2 separate regions of the Homo sapiens genome follow, and region 1 is linked to region 2. Evidence: chromatin loops called from intact Hi-C (ENCODE). Cell type or tissue: heart left ventricle. All regions are shown on one strand. Each heading gives the region's core, and the rest is flanking DNA. Links, peaks and the distances in the headings are about the cores only.

Region 1 (5,380 bases), core at 148-5,147, 240 kb after region 2:
GGCTGGTCTCAAACTCCTGACCTCAAGTGATCCACCTGCCTCGGCCCAAAGTGGTGGGATTACAGGCGTGAGCCACCGCACCCGGCCTAACAGCCTGGACTTATTAAACACTTCCATCATACCAGGTGTTGGGAACAGGCCCCCAAAACCTGGCCATAAACTGGCCCCAAAACTGGCCATAAGCAAAATCTCTGCAGCACCGTGACATGTTCATGATGGCCATAACACCCACACTGGAAGGTTGTGGGTTTACCGGAATGAGGGCAAGGAACACCTGGCCCACCCAGGGCGGAAAACCGCTTAAAGGTGTTCTTAAACCACAAACAATAGCCTGAGAGATCTGTGCCTTAAGGGCATGTTCCTGCTGCAGATAACTAGCCAGACCCACCCCTTTATTTCGGCCCATCCCTTCGTTTCCCATAAGGGATAATTTTAGTTAATCCCATTTCCCATAAGGGATACTTTTAGTTAATTGAATATCTATAGAAACAATGCTAATGTCTGGCTTGCTGTTAATAAATACATGGGTAAATATCTGCTGAGGCTCTCAGCTCTGAAGGCTGTGAGACCCCTGATTTCCCACTTTACACCTCTATATTTCTATGTGTGTGTCTTTAATTCCTCTAGCGCTGCTGGGTTAGGGTCTCCCCAGCCGAGCTGGTCTCGGCAACCAGGCACTGTTCTAAGCACTTTATAAGCATGAATTCATTTAATCCTCACAACCCAATGAACCAGGCACTGCCATATGTCTGTATTTCAGGTGAGGAAATGGAGGCAGAGAGAAATAAATAACATGTCCAAGGTGATGCAGCTAGTCAGAGGCAGGGGCGGGGTAACTCTCTGGTATCTAAGTGTCCAAGAGGTTGTCTCCCACAAAGATAGGAAACTGGAGGGAGATACACATTAATAGTTTTAGAAATGTGTGATTTGAGATGCCTGGGGTCATCCAGTGGAGAGTTCCAGGAGGGAGCTGTATGTATAGGAGGGAGGCCAAGCAGAGCATCTGCCTGGAAATAGTTTAAACACCACCAGCATCTCCATGTGGCAGTGGAAGCTGTAGGTCTGGTGTGGAATATCACGGATGGGGCCAAGGTGAAGACCCAAGAGTGAAGAGGCATTAGGAGGAAGAGGACCCAGATAGGGATTGTGAAAATGAGTGATTAAAAAGCTAAGGTATGAACCAAGAACAAGCAGTATCATAGAAGGTGAGGGAGTGAAGAGTTTCCAAAATCAGGCAATGCTCAAGTGCATCAGATACCACCACCAAGACAGCATTCAGATGAAGCTTGAAAAGCAGTCACTAAGGTAGACATTCAGGAAGTTTGACAACTAATGGTCTTGACAAGCACAGTTTTGTGGCATATGAACTCTAGCTCCCAAAGCACCCAGATCAGTGGTTTTCAAACTCTGGTACAAGAGAATCTTTTGATGGTTTAAAGAAATGCAGATTCCTGGAACCTATGAACCTGGGTTCATAAGGTTGAAGGCCAGGCCCAGGAACCAGAACTGTTTAAAAGTTGCCCCACCAGGTGATTCTGACATCGGTGGTTTTGACAAGCATGGCCCTGAAGACACAGCATTTCTTTTTCTACCTGCCCCAGGTTCTGGTTTCTTATTAAATGATCTACAACCTCTCTCTGGGAAATCAACATATGAATGGCCAACCTTTCAGTTCACACCTTCCCCCAAGGGCTTTGCACACTTATGTGCATACACAGAATAGGTAAGAAAGATATTTATACCTGACAGAAACACTTATAAGTAAGTATAAATACCTATGAGTAATCCAATGAAAGAGGAGACTAGAATAATAAAAATGGCTCTCAAATACATTTATATTTACTCTTCAGGACAAAGTGTAGAAGGAACATAGAGGAAAGAGTAGTAAACTCAGCTTGGAGGTGTTGGCTAAGGCATTCCTGAGAAGGTGACATTTGAATTAGGCCTTGAAGGATGAATAAGAGTCCATGAAGCAAAGAAAGGGAAAAGGATTCCAGGCAGAGGAAGAGCAGGTGCAGAAGTACAGAGACATGAAGGAGCACAGTGGTTTCGGGAAAGGTGAGAACTGCACTGTGGCTGGAATAGAGGAAACGGGGTGGAAGAGAGGGTGTAGAAACAAATGGAATAATGGTGAACCAAGTTGGAAGGCTTCATTGGGCAGCCCTTTGGCGGGTCCTCACCCTTAGGTATTTGGGCTTCATCTTGAAAGAAATGGAGAGTCCACACGGTTTTCAAGCAGGGACTTGTAAATTTGATAGCTAAGGATATCAACGGTGGGAAGGCTAGGAGACCTCTTCCTGTTCGACTTTTCCAGCATCCAGCAGAAGAGGGATCTCTACTAGAGAGAGAATCCTGGAATTCACATGGTACTTGCAGACACAGCTTTTGAGTTTGTTTCTTCTAAGCTATGAAACCTAAAGATTCTAGTTTTGGAAATGAAGCATGGGAAAGAGGAGGGAGATAAAGAGGGGGGAGAAATAACATTCAACTCCAATTCCTCAAAGGAAAAAAAAAGTATAATGTCTCTTTATCGAAACATGTATTTAAAATAATCACAAAAAATTAAGTTCAGTTTTTGCAGAGTGGGCTACTGGAGGAGAACCATAAATGACCAAAGAACAACAAAGCAGAAAAAATAAGCAGAGGAGAAAGAATATAAAAACAGGAAGTCAGCAGGCAGCAGTTCCCCATGAGGTCACTGGCAAAGGCCCAGGGGCCTCTTCTCTACAGGTCACGGGTGGGGAAGGGAAAGCTGGGACGCAGGCCTTTTCTCATAGTCATGGGCACCGAACAGGGCAGAACACAGGGTCAATGCCAGACACACCTGGCAATTTTCAAAAACTGTTTCTATGTGGGATGGGGGTGGGGTGATCTCAAGGCTGCCCCGCTGGAGGCAAAGAAGCCTGGTTCAAATCAGGAGCTGAGTCGCCCCTCTGGGTCTGTCATTAAGCGATTGTGTGACCTGGGCAAGAGCCTCCACCTCTCTGGCCTGTTTCCTCACCTGGGATTTAGTATGATTGGCAAGGCCTCCACGCATGGGTGGCCAAGGGGCATGTTGAAATCCACTGTGCACTCTGGCATGAGCTGAAACCAGGAAGAACAATTTTTCCAATTTATACCAAAACATTGTTCTGCCAGCCAAACCCACAGCCTCCGGAGATGGGACCACTCAGAGAGGTCCCTTTTTCTCCTTCATATGTAGGAATTTCCTGGGCAAACAGTGGCACTGAAATGAGGTGGTGTGGAGGCAAAGAGGACCAGGTCGGAAAGAAAGGGTGAAGCCACCCTGGGGAGAGTCTTGGATGCTGTGATAAAGAATTTAGACTTGTTGTTGAAAGAAATGGAGAGCCAGATCTGCCTAAGGTCACTTGCCTGCCCCCAAGGCCTTCTCCTGACCACTTGCACAAGGGAGAGCCCCTGCTTCCACCGACACCCCACTTCCCAACACAGCAGGCTGTCTCAGCCACCCTGGGGGTGAGTGCTGGGTTTTGGCATGAACTTCATTATGCCTGCTGCGATGGGAAGGAGCTGAAACAGCTCCAGCACCCACTTCCATGTCCAACCTTACCTAGGTCCGCTGAGGCTGGCCCAGGTACACAACCCAAAGTAGGGGGCAGCTAATGCCCCATGGTGTGAACTTTGAGCAGTGAGAGACCCAAGTAACAGATAGGTTCTTGATGATTCTCCCTAACACACTGCTCTGAGGTGCAATGGCTTTATGTGGCCTCCCCAGAGACTCTAGTGTGGCTTGGTGATTCTTTCTATTTCATGGGGTGCCACAGCCAGCTTTATTATCCCACTTTGTTGGTTTTCACTATTTCTTTTTTTCTTTTCTTTCTTTCTTTTTTTTTTTTTTTTGAGACAGACTCTTGCTCTGTCGCCCAGGCTAGAGTGCAATGGCACGATCTTGGCTCGCTGCAACCTCCGCCTCCCAGGTTCAAGCGATTTTCCTGCCTCAGCCTCCCGAGTAGCTGGGATTAAAGGCATGTGCCACCACGCATATGCCACCACGCCCGGCTAATTTTTTTTATTTTTAGTAGAGACGGGGTTTCACCATGTTGGTCAGGCTGATCTTGAACTCCTGACTTCAAATGATCCACCCGCCTCAGTCTCCCAAAGTGCTGGGATTACAGGCGTGAGCCACTGCACCTGTCTGGTTTTCACTATTTCTCTGCCTCATTTCCTCTTCCTCTCACACTTCATAAGCTTTATCATGCGAGTGCTGCCTTTTTTTTTTTTTTTTTTTAGGAGAAATGGGTTATGATAGAGGGCCGGGCAAGGTGGCTTATGTCTGTAATCTCAGCACGTTGAGAGTCTGAGGCAGGTGGATCACTTGAGGTCAGGAGTTTGAGGCCAGCCTGGCCAACATGACAAAATCCCTTCTCTACTAAAAATAAAAAAATAAAAAAAACATATACTGGCCATCTTGCTGGCCCTGTCTAGTGAGGGTTTGCCACATTCGTAATGTTACATTTCTTGCTTTTGAGTATGTTAGAACAAACTCATACGCCTTACAAATATTTGGGCAGTAGAATCAAGAGAGCATGGAGTCAAACAGGCCACTCTTCGAATCGTAGTCCCATCGCTCACTATCTCTGTAAAGTTCTCTAAGAAGACCTGACTTCTCCATCTCTTAGTTTCCTCCTCCATGAGATGAAGATAATCAAACGTACTCCATTGAGTCAGTGGTGATCAAATTAAATGAGATGATGTACGTGGGTTACTTAGCATATTGCTGGACATACAGGATGAGCTGGCAAGGGTGTTTTTGTTGTAATGATTAGGAAAATTGAAGCGTAGGAGACTTTTGGGTCAGTGTCCTGGGAACAGCAACTGCAGAGAGGGACTGCAGGACTCAGGCCTGAGGGAGGGGCAAAACGCCAGTGGCTGAGGCCAGTCTGAAAGATTTCCCAGACTAGATTCCAAGTGTGGGGATGGGGAATGACATGAACAATAATCCAGGTCTCCTCTGGAACCCATTTCATCTCCAAGGCTGCATAGGCCCACTGAGCCACCCACGCTGACCTCAGCCCAGAGCAGATCTGCCTCCTATCCCTGAATGATATTTCCACCGCTGCTCCTGTCCCCATTTTATCCTTAGAAAGAACAGGCTTCTTGCCTGCTTGTTTTCACTGTGGCCTTGGTATTGAAAGCTAAAGGCATGATTTGGCAGAAGGTAAAGCCCGGGGAAACCTAGGACAGAGGCTCTTGCTGCCCACAGCCTCAGCAGCCTGCAGACACATCTGATGCCAGCTTGGATGTCAGAGACTACAAGGTCATTGTCACACGTGCATGGTGGTGCTACCGCTTGAGCCCTTTGTTTATTTTTATTGTTCTACTGCTACCGGTGGTAAGAGACTACCAGTGGGGAAAGGTGGGA
Region 2 (5,380 bases), core at 122-5,121:
GCTGGGTGGGAGAGCAAATGGGTGGCAGAGCACATGTGGGTTTCCAGGGCTTGGAAAGGTAAAGAACATCAGACTGGGCCTCCAAATGCCTGGGCTCTTTCTGCTACTAACTGCCAGGATGACCATAGCTTCTCATTTAACATATTTTCTCAGTTTCCCTGTGCTAGATTATTGGTTAGCAGGTATTAAGCCACATCCCAGGGGCCATGTGATATACTTTAAATACATATCCCCAGTTTGCACAACAGCCCTGGAAAATGAGAATTAGGATTCCCATTTGACATATGTAGAAACAAGATCCGAGAGGTCAAGTGGATTCGTTCAGAGTGACTTTGGAAGAAAGTGGCAGAGCTAAAATTGCAATCCTCTCACCCAAGCCTCACACTGCAGCGTGTTCCACAGGATCCATGTTTGTGAGTGTGGTGGGCAGGGCCCTGTGCTGCTGGGGGACCTTAGAATGTGCATGAGGAAGCTTCCCTGGGCCTCTCACAAAGACCTTGGGGTGACTCCCAGGACTTCTCCCTTCCTTGGCCTCGGCGTGGCCTTCGCTCCAGTGACACGTATACAAGGCAGCCGTGGCCTGGTCTGCACAGTTGCCCGGCATCCTGCTCCAAGGCCTTCTGCCATGCCAAGAACCACATCCTTCTCTGGCTATGCGTAAAGATGAGAGGGCCGGGCACGGTGGCTCATGCCTATAATCCCAACGCTTTGGGAGGCCAAGGTGGGCAGATCATGAGGTCAGGAGTTCGAGACCAGCCTGGCCAACAAAGTGAAACCCTGTCTCTACTAAAGATACAAAAAATTAGCCGGACATGGGGTCATACGCCTGTAATCCCAGCTACCTGGGAGGCTGAGGCAGGAGAATCGCTTGAACCCTGGAGGTGGAGGTTGCAGTGAGCCGAGATCGCGCCATTGCACTCTAGCCTGGGCTATAGAGAAGAGACTCCATCTAAAAAAAAAAAAAAAAATGAAGAGAGTACGCAGGCCTGCCCAAACAGCCCAAACATTGGCAGGGGCCAGGGAAATTGACAAATGGGGACCACATACCATGTGTCTACATGTGTGAGTTACCACTCAGGCTGCCATCTCATAACACATGATGTTCTGCTGCTACCTTGACCCACAAATACCTTCATAACAATTTTAAAGGATGAATAAAGTTGTGGTTTTTAGATACGACTGAAAGTCTTAGCAATATCAAAGATGGATTCAATTATTGTACATGTCTGTGCAGCCCATTGATGGATGGGCTGTTGATATTTGGATGAGTAATAAAATAGAGACATAATCCATATATTATTTCATATTAATATACACTTTTTGCCTTCATTTTAGCAAAGTCTTCAAGTACATTAATCCTTACAAAACTTTGTTCCATTGATAATAATTGTCAAAGATTTAAAAATAAAGTATAACTGTATTCAAAGAGAATAAACTGTGATTATACTTTTATTTTTTAAATATCTTAAAGTTATGTACAAATTGAATATTTTTCAAATATGATTTCAGCAAGTTATTTTTCTTCTAAAATATTCTAAATTGCTATAAAAAGCAAAATATAAATCATAATTAATGGATATGAATATTTTTAACCAAAGGTACTTAAAGCTGAAACAAACATTTAAAATTAGATATTAAATATTTTTATACAAATAAAAATTTACAATTCTAGTATTCAATATATGTTTGCCAATGTTACACTTTACACGTCACGTCTTGAGCTGCATACATAGTAATTTAAGAGTAATACGAATCATTGATTATTGCAAAATATGCCTCAGCATCCATATGCAAGTGTTGTGAATTCTGTGTTCATTCTTATCTCCAGAACCAGGAATTAGAACATGCAGAGAAGCAAGAAAATGAATGTTTGGCACTACTGGGAAACAATAATTTGTTATACAAGAATCTATTGCATTCAAGCTGAGAGGAAGGATTTGACAAACTCATTAATTTGCCTTTTCTCTTACCCAAGCACTTCTGCTCAAATTCTCCCTGTTCTCCGAAGCAGTGTCTCTGAGGCTGTTGGAGTGAACAACACACAGCCTTCATGGTGTTTGATGCAGTTTTCCAGGACCCAAGGCAAGAAATGTGCGGAAGGGTTTCCCTGGGGTCTGAATGGTCATAGTCATGAGAGCTGGTCCTTAGAGTTGCAGGTTGTGCTGGGCTAGCATTGAGCTTCAGATTCTAAGTGTCGAGGCAGCCATGCGTTCTTTAGTGTGTGTGTGTGTGTGTGTGTGTGTGTGTGTGTGTGTGTGTGTGTGTGTGTGTGTGTGATATGCAGGGGCCTCTAAAGTATAAAGTGCAAAGCACAAGCTCCTCTATTCAGTGGCTCCCAGTGGTGTGGAAAAACAGAGGGTTCAGAGGAGGGTTGGGGTCCCCAAGACCACACCTAGGTTTGACATTTCTTTGGAGGACTCAGGAGACTCAGCAAAGAGTCACACTCATGGCTATGATTTATTATACCAAAAAGATACAGCGCCAAATCCCCAAAGAGAAAGGCCCTTGGGGCAAAGTCTAGAGGAAACCAGGAATAAGTTTCCAAGAATCCTCTCCCAGGGAGTTGCACAAGACAAGCTTAATTCTTCTAGCAAGGAGTAGTGAGAACACATGTCAAATGTCTACCAAGGAAGCTCATTAAAGACTCTGTGCCCAGGGTTTCTGTTGCCACTAGAGGGGGAGCTGGTTACATAGGCACCCCTATGTCCAGCACATACCGCAATTCCAGACTCTCAGAAGGACAGCGCTGTTCCACATAAAGCATATTGTTGGGACAGCTTAGGCACAGTGAGCCATTCTTATTAGGGAATGGTGGAAACCCTCCTGAAATCCAAGTTCCCAGATGCCAGCCAAGGGCCAACCTTTCAAAGCAGGCCTTTCCAAGGAGATCAGTCTCAGGCAGCTATGGTGACTCTCTGAACAAGAAGTAACTGGGGTTAAAGGTGGAGGAAGGAGAGCCCTTTTAATTTCATCCACCTTTTAAATTCCATTTCCTGAGGCAGAGGTGAAAGCCGTTGGCCTGAGCAGAATGAGCATTGGAGACCAGCTTCTGGCCTCACACAGATCCATCCAAGCTGTCACGTGCAGTCTGATGTGTTCATTTTCACCTGGAATAACATCTGCTGTGTACAACGTAGACCGTAATTTATTTATCTAGTCTCCTAGAGGATACTAACAGTATGACAGCATTTTTATTAAGCAAACCTAAACAATATGCTGTTTAAGAACGTCATAGGTGGTTATTTTTAAATGCAAGGGAATTCAGAGTAACTCTTATCTGAGGAAGGGAGGGAGCCATGGGCTGAGATCAGAGAGGAGCACACAGTTATTAGTAATGTTCTTAAGGTGGGCAGTGAGTTCACAAGTTGACTTTATAATTATAGTTCAGGCCGGGCATGGTGACTCACACCTATAATCCCAGCACTTTGGGAGGCCAAGGTAGGTGGATCACCTGAGGTCAGGAGTTCAAGATGAGCCTGAGCAACATGGTGAAACCCCATCTCCACTAAAAGTACAAAAATTAGTCAGACATGGTGGGACGTGCCTGTAGTCCCAGCTACTCTGGAAGCTGAGGAAAGAGAATCTTTGAACCCAGGAGGTGGAGGCTGCAGTGAGCCAAGTTCGCACCATCGCACTACAGCCTGAGCAATAGAGGGAGACTCCACCTCAAAAAACATAAAATAAAATAATTATAGTTCATAATTTTACATAAGTGATGAATACATATGTTCTTTCAAATGTACCAAAAATATGCACTAAAGCATTTTAACTTTTTTTTTTTTTTTTTGAGACAGAGTTTTGCTCTGTGGCCAGGCTGGAGTTCAGTGGCACAATCTTGGCTCACTGCAACCTCCACCTCCCAGGTTCAAGTGATTCTCCTGCCTCAGCCTCCCGAGTAGCTGGGACTACAAGTGTGTGCCACCATGCCCAGCTAATTTTTGTATTTTTAGTAGAGACAGTGTTTCACCATGTTGGCCAGGATGGTCTCAATCTCTTGACCTTGTGATCTGCCCACCTTGGCCTCCCAAAGTACTGGGATTACAGGTGTGAGCCACCGCACCCGGCCGGCATTTTAACTTTTTAAAATTTACCATCTGGGTAATGGTGAGGTGCCCTTCCTAACTATGGAATTCTCAGGGCTGGCTACCATCAAAACTAACAAACATTATAATTTAATTGACATAGAAACCCATTATCATCTCCAATCAAGTGACATCAAGCTTAATATTTTTTATTACTGGCTGCTCATTTTTCTCACTGAGGATCTCATTTTGTGAATGAATTCAATTTTGTGAATCAACTCAATTTTATTACTCAATATTTTATTGTTTAATTCTTAGGGGAATAACATTATTTCATTTTCAGTATCTTTATTTTTACAGTTATGCTTTATTTATGATAAATGACTCTGGTCTTCTATTTATGGTAGAGATGCAAATGCTTCCTTTTAAAATAAGTTTACACAAGCTAAAAGTTGAGACAAATTAAATACAAACATTAATCAAATGATAGCACAAGCAGTATAGGAATGTGACGATAGTTGTCAAAGAGTTGAACGAAAGTGCTGGACAACACTGGCTGGTATGCAAATATCTAGCATCCAAGTTATCTTTGCTAGATCCAATGGGGGGCCAGAGAGTTACAAAGATGTGTATGTGTGTGCTTGTGTGCGTGTAACGTGATCTTTTTCCTCAGAGAGTTTCCACCTAGGAAAGCAACACACTTACCAATAAGGAAACAGTCACCGGTAAGGCCTCAGTGTCAGTGCCTGCAGGAGGCACATGTCAACCTGAAATCGGGAAAGGGCCAGGCTTTTAAGAAGACAGGTGTGAAGCTACAAGTCACAGTGCCTTTCAAAACTCTTCCTAAATATTAGGCTGCAACCAACCCTAGCACTTCCAAGAGTACAAACTTATGGAGTATAAACCAGTTGGCATCACTGGTTTATGGTACTGTATAGGCGTTTCTAATTTTAAAATAAGCCAGCAACATCTGGCAGGATGTAGTAGGGGGCTGTCCCATCTCTGTGCTGTGTATGTCAGGGCTTGCGGAGAAAGGCCCTACGAAGCACGTCCATCCTACCTGCCTATAGAAACGAAGAGCACCGTTCACCAGCTATGAACCACATGTCAAACACACAGACATACATAGTATGTGATGATCATGCTATGTAATGATACCAAGCTCTAAGAGGTAAAGAGCTCAGGAAAGGGATAGTTCACCCTGCAGGAGACTGAATCCGAAAAGGCTCATTAGTCATTATGATTCCTATTGCCTAAAACAGTGCCTAGCACATAGTAGATACTCAACTGATACTTGTTGTAGTAGCGAGTAGGGAAGTGGAAGGATTAAGCTGGCCATGATGAGAGGCTGAATAACG

The links. A loop is a pair of places that touch in the nucleus more often than their neighbours do. Peaks named below come from ENCODE experiments on the same cell type or tissue, not always from the same donor. Only the 100,000 strongest peaks of a DNase experiment are listed, where the experiment ranks them.
Region 1: it touches region 2 in a loop (3-fold over the local background); 25 of 110 quality-filtered maps call a loop at or near these places.

The regions. Positions count from the first base shown.
Region 1 is chr15:70,804,485-70,809,864 of GRCh38, forward strand. No RefSeq gene overlaps it. Among named protein-coding and RNA genes, the nearest start is that of UACA, 44 kb to the left of the region's middle. In heart left ventricle, for the core only: no CTCF peak of the experiment used is centred there; a DNase peak (open chromatin) is centred at 2,737; H3K27ac peaks cover 1,243 bases.
Region 2 is chr15:70,566,657-70,572,036 of GRCh38, forward strand. LINC02204 (long intergenic non-protein coding RNA 2204) reads right to left here. Exons shown (of 2, transcript NR_135691.1): 2 at 4,302-5,380. Among named protein-coding and RNA genes, the nearest start is that of LINC02204, 17 kb to the right of the region's middle. In heart left ventricle, for the core only: a CTCF peak has its summit at 2,678 (motif pointing right); no DNase peak of the experiment used is centred there.